2 separate regions of the Homo sapiens genome follow, and region 1 is linked to region 2. The links are chromatin contacts, found by Hi-C in ENCODE. All regions are on one chromosome and are shown on one strand. The core of a region is the stretch at or near the end of the contact, and the rest is flanking DNA. Distances in the headings are between cores, read along the strand shown. Region 1 overlaps NALCN (sodium leak channel, non-selective). Region 2 overlaps NALCN (sodium leak channel, non-selective).

Evidence for each region. A loop is a pair of places that touch in the nucleus more often than their neighbours do. Pooled maps may share reads with other maps.
Region 1: a map of endothelial cell of hepatic sinusoid shows a loop between it and region 2 (6-fold over the local background). The contact joins two enhancer-like sites. A Hi-C loop is called at or near these places in 2 of 168 maps with a recorded cell type or tissue (endothelial cell of hepatic sinusoid and sciatic nerve) and 1 of 50 pooled maps.

Annotation. Positions count from the first base shown.
Region 1 is chr13:101,304,570-101,308,840 of GRCh38, reverse strand. The region is part of intron 7 of NALCN (sodium leak channel, non-selective); the gene reads left to right. Among named protein-coding and RNA genes, the nearest start is that of NALCN, 110 kb to the left of the region's middle. Within about 2 kb of position 1,345, at least 2 of the 41 ENCODE cell types and tissues checked have a DNase peak (open chromatin) inside an H3K27ac peak, as active enhancers do.
Region 2 is chr13:101,255,108-101,259,765 of GRCh38, reverse strand. NALCN (sodium leak channel, non-selective) reads left to right here. Exons shown (of 44, transcript NM_052867.4): 11 at 1,192-1,323. Among named protein-coding and RNA genes, the nearest start is that of NALCN, 160 kb to the left of the region's middle. RefSeq lists enhancers at 1,611-1,670, 1,001-2,200. Within about 2 kb of position 1,530, at least 5 of the 41 ENCODE cell types and tissues checked have a DNase peak (open chromatin) inside an H3K27ac peak, as active enhancers do.

The DNA of each region.
Region 1 (4,271 bases), core at 96-2,595, 49 kb before region 2:
GCTTTTGTGAGAAAAAAAGAGCTGTTTTATCAGACATCAGTTGGAACTTTGCCTTGTTTTGTTTCCCTGAACCGTCCAATCTGCTTCATATACTTGTGTGAAATCCTAAAATGTCTGTATGTCAATAATTTTTAGTTAGCATATTTTTTCCAAACAGACATCCTTGTGAACATCAGCCGTTTCTGAGAACTGGGCCCACGGACCATAGCTACTTTGAGTCTCAGTCTATGTAATAGTTGGGGTAAAGTAAGCTTTAAAGAGAGAACTCACAACACAATGGCTCAAGCAAGACACAAGTTGATTTCTTTCTGAAGCTGCCATCCTGGGTATGTGGGTATTTGGATGAGCTGGGCCCCATGAAGTCATCCCAAAGTGCAGGCCTCTGTGGCATCTCTGCCAAACTCAACACTTACTCTCCAAGTCTGTCCTTGGCTTCTCTATTTCTAGCTGGTGGAAGGGAAGGGAAAAATGAGTCCAGGGAAGGAGTTTTTGTAGATGGCTTGGGAGTTGCATACATCAGGAAGAACTTTGTCACAAGGCCACAACTCCTTGCAGGAAATTCTAGGAAACATATTCCCTCACTGAGCAGCCATGCGCCCAGGAAGAAGAGAAGAATGAGTCTAGAGTCGCAAGCAGCAATATCTACTACAGGCTTAAATAACCAAAGGACAAAATGCCCAGTCCATTATAAATATATTCCAAAAATGAAGCCATGAAATTTGACTTCATTTATTGAAGTCAAAACAAATTTATTGTTATAAACTAATTTCTCTATTTTATATTTCTCAAATGATTACATTTTTAACACAGAACAAAGCCATAGTTAGAATTTCAGTAATCGTATGGAATATCCAAAAGGTACACCCAATACACCCAAAAGCTAAACCAGAGTCACTGCTAAATTTTATATTGTTCTGATTTACCTAACAGATTAGTGAAAATAATTAAAATCTTGCTGCTTTTTAAATTTTAAATATCGGATTTTGGTTAGAACTCTAAGAATATTTAAAACTATCTTTACCTACTCTTGTTGGACAATCATTTGAGGAGCTAAGAGTGCAGAGAAGGCAGAGAAATGTTCTCCTCAACCCAAGCAAAAGCACAGAAGAACTATTGCTAATCCAAAATGCAGGAAGGAAATTTCACCCCTCCTCCCTTCCCTTTTCTTGGGCTAGTCTGTTTAACTTTAAAAGCAGAATTTTTGCTCTCACAAAGTATACCAGACAGGAATTTGTTCAAATTCCTCAAAACCAAGCCAAGAAAAGTTTCAGAAAGTTCAGACATGCATGGCAGAGTGGAAAGAACATAGTCTGTGGAGGCGAGCACGGATTCATTGGAATGCCGCTCCAGACATCCACTCTGGGTGAACTCAGGGATGTGTTTAGTCTCATTAAGCCACAGTCTTTTCATTTTTAATGTAAGAGTGATAAGAACGACTTGCCAGTGTGTTGGTGGAGAACTGAAATAGAGAAAGGCCTGGTGTGTAACAGGATGTTTCTCTCCATCTGTGTAATCTGTGACAGTCCTAGGAAGTTCAAAGTTATGACTGTTCTGGGTTTGTGGCCAACAGTTGTCTGTGGCTTCCATGGGTTGGAGCTGTCTAATGGGGCCCAGACCACCATCGCTCTGCTCAGAAGCTAATCATACCAAAACATGAGGTTTTTCTCCAAGCGACAAAGAGGGGCTAAGCACCCAAGGATCTCCATAATAGTAGCAGGAAAATGAAGCTGAGACCTTACCCTGACTTAGAAGTTCATAACAATAATGGCCCCAAACAAGATGCTCATGTCTATTGGTTGTGGTTAATAATCATGCAACAACATGAACTTCAAACCCAGCCTATGCTTGGCTCTTCCAGGGACTGAAGGCATCTCAGAGCCCCACCCCTTACCTCAGAAACCGCAGGAAGGAGCCTGGGTTCTCAGAGTCCAAGAAAATGCACCTGATAATAGCACCTGAACTTCCTCCACACAAAGAAAGCCTGATAGGGACAGGGGATTAAGCTTGCATGGAGGGCAGGATCCAACCCACAGTAGCACTTCCTTGCCATGCGACCTTAGCAAATGGCTTAACTCGCTTTCTGTATCAGTAAAATGGTGTTTGTAGTACTAAGGTGTCAGTGAGGATTAAATGAGCCAAGCCTGACCCACAGCAATTCATGACAAGTCTCAGCCACTTTAATGAATGTGATGATATTCTAACGTTTGGGATGCTGAGGTGGAGGACGATGGTGTCCCACCTCCTGCAAATGCCATGTGAACACTGAAGCTACACAAGCAATGGCTCTAAAGTCAAAGCCAGCATCAGGACTGGTATAAAAGAATCACCAGGACAAGGGCAGGGCAGAGGGGAGGCCAAAGCAGCTTTGTCAGTGCCTGCACGGCTGGACCTAGAGGAATTTCTCGACATAGAGGGTAAAACAACCCATTGGCCCACATTTCTGAGGACCGACGTGGGAGAAGGGTCACATGAGGCCATGAAATGGGCATCTGCAGAGGAAATGGAAGCCAGTGTCTGGAGACAAGTGGAGCCATTGAGCTAGCAATGCGTGATAGATACTGTGGGAAGGGATGTGGGGAATGCAGCACCTCTCAAGGGAGGTGGCTGAGTCTGGCAATGAGGGCCTGGGGCATCCTTAGTCAGCAAAGCAGGTCTGCAGCCTCGGGAGCTCTGGCAGCTGGTGTGGGTCACCAACTGGCCTCGGGCACCATTCATGGAAATTAATCTGGATAGTCCCCTCCTGGAGACCCTCCAGGATGGCAGATGAGCAGACTGGCCGGCTTTCAAAGTCTGCTGACCTCTATAATTGTGGCTCTTCACATGGTCCAACACACTCTTCCCTTTTACATGTGTTTCCTCTTTGAATATTTCCACCAGCCCCTCTCCCTGACCTCTCTCTGCTTTGTTACTTTCCTTTGCCCATTTAATCTACATTTTATGTTTTGTCCAGATTAACATACCTGTGTTTCATCTGCCAGGCACTGGCCCAGGCCCTAGGAATATGGTGGTGACCAACACAGAGTGGCTGCTTTCATGGAGTTTACAATCTACAAAGGGACAAAAAGGATAAACAACTTTAAACTTTAAAATTTGGACAAACTTTTATAAATACTGCATTTTTCCAATAAAATGAGATAAACAATGGTATAACCTACATTGTACAGAATCTGTGTCTCCCTAAAATTAAAGCTTTGAGATAAAAGGAGACAAGAGGTATTGTTGGACTTGAATTTGTCGTGCAAATAAGATTAAAACCTTGAATATTAGCCTTTTGATTGTTGTCTCTTTTTGCAGTATGAGGTAGTTGTGAATTCTAGGTCAAAACATAAGGGTTAAAAGGCTGGAAAAATTAAATAGGCCAAATGAAAGAATTGTCTTGCTAAAATGTCTATGTAGATGATAAAATGTCCTTGTGCCTCTTTAACTTCAATGATTTGTGCTGGATATTTTATAAGCGTCCATTAGGCAATAGCAAATTTATTCAACTATAAGAGAATTACGAAACACAACTATCATAGGAGATACTTATTTCCTTCCAACCAATAAGTAACCACCAGTGATGAGAAGGCAGAAAGTGACAAGATTAACCAAGTAAGAGAGTTGGATACAACATTCAACTCCATTTCTTCATGTCCCAATAAGAGACAACGTTTGACCTGCCCTCTCATTCCTAATCTTGTTGAATGAATCTAGTACAGAGGTTCATAAAAACCGTCAGGTATATAATGCCGGATTTTGTCAACAAACAATAACAATAATTTTTTCTTTAAAAATTATTCCAGGCCAGGCCGGGTGCGGTGGCTCATGCCTGTAATCCCAGCACTTTGGGAGGCTGAGGCGGGCGGATCACGAGGTCAGGAGATCAAGACCAGTCTGGCCAACATGGTGAAACCCCCATCTCTACTAAAAATACAAAAATCAGCTGGGCGTGGTGGCAGGGACCTGTAGTCGCAGCTACTCGGGAGGCTGAGGCAGGAGAATCACTTTAACACGGGAGGCGGAGATTGCAGCGAGCTGAGATCCAGCCACCGCACCCTAGCCTGGCAACAGAGCAAGATTCCGTCTCAAAAAAAAAAAAAAAAGAAAAGAAAAAAATTATTCCAGGCCAGGTGTGGTGGCTCACACCTGTAATCCCAACACTTTAGGTGGCCAAGGTGGGTGGACCGCTTGAGCTCAGGACTTCAAGGCCAGCCTGAGCAACATGGCGAAACCTGGTCTCTACAAGAAATACAAAAATTAACCAGGCGTGGTAGTGAGTGCCTGTAGTCCCA
Region 2 (4,658 bases), core at 281-2,780:
TTATGTGTGTGTGTATATATATATATATATATACACTTACTATGTACCCACAAATATTTTTAATGTGAATAATATGGCCTGGAACATAGTAACCGTTTAATACATGATAACCTTTATAATAATACTCATTATGGCCAGGCATGGTGGCTCATGCCTGTAATCCCAACACTTTGGGAGGCCGAGGCGGGCGGATCATGAGGTCAGAAGATCGAGACCATCCTGGCTAACGTGGTGAAACCCTGTCTCTACTAAAAATACAAAAAAATTAGCCAGACGTGGTGGCGGGCGCCTGTAGTCCCAGCTACTCGGGAGGCTGAAGCCGGAGAATGACGTGAATCCAGGAAGCAGAGCTTGCAGTGAGCCAAGATCACGCCACTGCACTCTAGCCTGGGCGAGAGAGCGAGACTCTTTCTCAAAATAATAATAATAATAATAAATAATACTCATTATTTTTTAATGTTTAATTATCTTTATCTTAATGTAGGCAGTAGACTTGGACCAGACTTGGGTTCCAGTATTGAGTCCATCTTCAATCCCTGTTTGACAGTGGGAAAGTTACTTAACCTCTTTGAGCCTCAGTTTCCTTATTAGAATAGGTTCCTAGGGCTGTTATGAGTTAATTTATGTAAAGCACCTAGAAAAACTCCAGGTAGAGAGCAAGTATGATGTACATGTCACTTACTAGAAGTTGTAGTAAAATTTTCAACAAATATTTATGGAAGTAATAAGTAAAAAATAAATCTCAGGTTTCTCTTACTTTTCCAGTTGTATAATAATCATCTCTAAAATATTTTCATCTGCAGTATTCTCCCTAAACACAGAATAAAGAAATACTTGTTTTGTGTTACTAGCTTTTTAAAAGCCATTTATCCATACAGTCAGAATTAAGGATAAATACTACCCAACCAACCAATTAAAAATTAAGATGCAAGCCATACACAAATGATATATGTTTTCCATTTTTAGTCAAAAGTCTCTGAAACCATCTTCCTAGTCACTGTTTAGCTGCCTGAAAGAAAGGTTCCCTTGCCTGCCCAGTTCAGCAGTGTGGGACATGGATGGCTTTATCTTGGAAGCCCTGTTTTGCATAGCAGCACATCACAAAGGTGCTGTCAGCCAAGGACTAAGTCAATTACACTTAATCATGAGGTTTATTTCTTTGTTAAGAGTCTGTCTGTTTCGCCCCCTCAGAAAATGATGCGGTCATCCGTTTTCCACATGTTCATCCTGAGCATGGTGACCGTGGACGTGATCGTGGCGGCTAGCAACTACTACAAAGGAGAAAACTTCAGGAGGCAGTACGACGAGTTCTACCTGGCGGAGGTAAGCAGCTCTCCACCGTGCAGATCGCTGGGCAAGGAGCAGGTGAACCGCGGACAGTGCCTCTTAGAGATGCAAAAGTGAAGTGTAGCCTGTTCATTACTTGACTTTCACCAAAGCTGAATCATTGTCTGCTTCTTAAGTGGTTCCTCTGGTCACAGTGTGGCCTGATTCATTTCCTGTCACCGCGGGCCTGAGTCATCTTCCTCACAGTATGTCACGTTGCCAGGGTAACCCTTTTCCCCTGGGTCTTACTCTAGAATCTTGCTGTTTTCCTATCCACCTCTTATTATCTCTCCCTTTCTCAGCGTACATTAGTTTGTTTCCTACTAAGTACAAGCAGGCACAGATTCAGAAGATCATAAATAAGCTGGTCAGCTCAGCAATACGTAGAAGAGGGCTGGAAGGACATATAGAGAGATGGTAATGATAAATTACTCCTCTAGAAACGGGTGTTACAACCTACATTAAAGACACCAATTAAAGGTAGGTTTCATGATTAAATAAGCATCTCCCTAGCACTCTACATATCATATTACAGTTTTGGAATAGTACTTCCTATTGATAAGGTAATTTTGTTAATACCTGATTCTTAAAATATTTTAATTTTTATTTCTTTCAATAAGCATTTTGCATTTATATTAAAGCATTTTAATAATTTTCCAAGATCTTTGTTTTTTTAATGTAAAAACTTACCTAAAATATATCTCAGAATTCAATGGTTACATATTTACAAAAAAATTGATTGACAACGTAGAAACCCATTCATTGTGTGAGTGAGGTATACATACACAGTTGTACAACGCTTCAATAAATCCAACCTATGAAAAAGTAAACTGAAAAGACAGAAAAAAGTCACAATTTTATTATTTTTACCAAAGCATTTTTCACATAAAAAAAATCAATTTGCCATATAATTAAGTGTTATTACATTCCTAGAATTCTCTCAGTACATTTAAAAATTGATTTGGTTAATAAAAATTTAGTCTACCCACGCACAAGCTTTTCTGAAAAAGAATTGATTGCATGTACCTAACGAGCATAGACATCTACGTGGATATCAAGAAACTTTTAAGTAGTCGCTTCTGAATTCTCCTCTTCATGGAAGTATGTCTCCTGAAACAAAATACCGTTAATACAAAACTTTTACTGGGCTACAGTCTCTGTGATGCAACATTTGCCCAATGGCCACCTGGTATATGGAGCTTACAATCTAGCAAAAAAAAAAAAAAAAAACAATAAACAATAAGAGTTTTGTGCTATGGAGAACTAATGACAGGGGCTGATGAAGAAATTATATCCAGCCCAGCCTCTGAAAAATAGGTATAATTTTGCTGAAAATCCAGCACACGATGAATGGATTGTCAATAAAAGCAGAGAGAAGGTCGGGTATGGTGGCTTACGCCCGTAATCCCAGAACTTTGGGAGGCCAAGGCGGGTGGATCACGAGGTCAGGAGTTCGAGACAAGCCTGGCCAACATGGTGAAACCCCATCTATACTAAAAATACAAAAAATTAGCTGGGTGTAGTGTCGGGCACCTGTAATCCCAGCTACTCTGGAGGCTGAGGCAGGAGAATCACTTGAACCTGGGAGGCGGAGGTTGCAGTGAGCCAAGAGCGCACCACTGAATTCCAGCCAGGGTGACAGAGTGAGACTCCATCTCAAAAAAAAAAAAAAAAGCAGAAAGAAGCCTAGACTGATACTAATATTTGCAGGTAAATTTCTAACACAGGGAAAGAACAATGAAGGAAGCCTCATCAAGTTATTTCTGTTTTTCCCAGGAAGTAGGAAGCAAGGTCTGCATCCAGCCAGATGATGAGACAGTGAAGTGGGAAGTTGGCAAAGAAAGGGGAGAGGGAAGAGGTGCCTGGGGTTAGGCAAAAAATTAACAATACAGCAAATGCAACATTAAAGATCCATTTAGGACTATGGATTTACAGTGATACCAATTCAGATAGCTCTGCGACTTTTTAGCCCTGTATAAGAAGAGGGAAAAGCAACATTTAAATCAATCCACCTTTAGGGATTTTTTTCAGGTTAGGGGAACTGAGAAACAAGGGGAAAAGATGGATTGCTGGCAAAGGAGTTGAAATGATGACCCTGTGGTTTCTGTTGGATGTGGAAATGGGAGGAGAATGGAGGAGTGAAGGTGAAGGATCAATGGTCTCTATATGGTTAAAGGACGGGTACCACCAAAGTGATGGAATAATAGAACCAGAAGAGGTTATGATCAGAGAGTGGAGTCCAGGATTTTACAATTCCAGGGTAATTCTAAGTAATGAAATATAAAATCTAGGGTGTCACGTGAATGTGGGTGGCTTAAACATATTGATGGAGTCAAGGCAGAAATGGAAACGACTGTTGAAGCTAAGGCGCTGGCTGAGTCTTCACATGGACATTGAAGTCACTCAGAGTGAGGCCAGTTCTTGGAGAGAAGAGTGGAGTCAGGGAGCAAAGTCACGGGGAATGAGCGAGTGACTGATGAACAGATTGACAGAAGGACAGAAGACAGCTACAGGGAGAGTGGGTGACAGCATGGTTTAACCTCATGGAATACGTTGCAAAGGAGTATCAAGGAGTAATGGATGGGCACCTCTTCCTCGTCTACATGTTCTACTAGAAAGGGCTGGAAAGGGCTGCAGGGGTAACTCATGTATTTGAGAGAGAATCAGTTGAGGCACAGACAGAAAGTAGATTCTGGGAACAGAGATTGATAATGTAGAGGACATTATTTAACGTAGGAGAGACTCAAAGATTAGTTCAAGGCTCTGAGGAGGGAGAAGTGGGAAGATCGATGAGACAGAAGAATGATACAAGAGTAATAGCATCAGTAGGTAAAGATTTGCTGGCAAAAATGCCAGGAAACAAAAGCAGAAATGACCACAAGAGATTACAGTTATGCTTATCTCTCTGGGAGGAGGAATCTGCATCTGCTCCTGAGGGAATCTTGACATTAGAGATTACAGTAACATTGCTTTTGTGATCTAGCACAGGGTGGGCAGGTGGTCACACTAAATCAGTCCTGGAGCATAAGTGAATAGGCCCTCCACACTGGCAACAGCAGGGAAGGGAATTCTTTAGTAAATTTTACCTAACTTTTTCATGTACAGAATTGATCCTTTCCTAATGTGTTTATGTATGGTAGATGATTTATCCTCATACCTTAAGAAATTCCAACAAAATGTCAAATAATTGAATGTTGTAGAGTTGACTGGTTACTATTTAAGTGTATTGTAGAGTCCAGGGGTAGTTGGTAAATCCTTGTCTTTTTTCTTTTTTATATAATATTAAAAATAAAAACAACCTCAACAACAGACAGACAGGATTGGATGGTGGA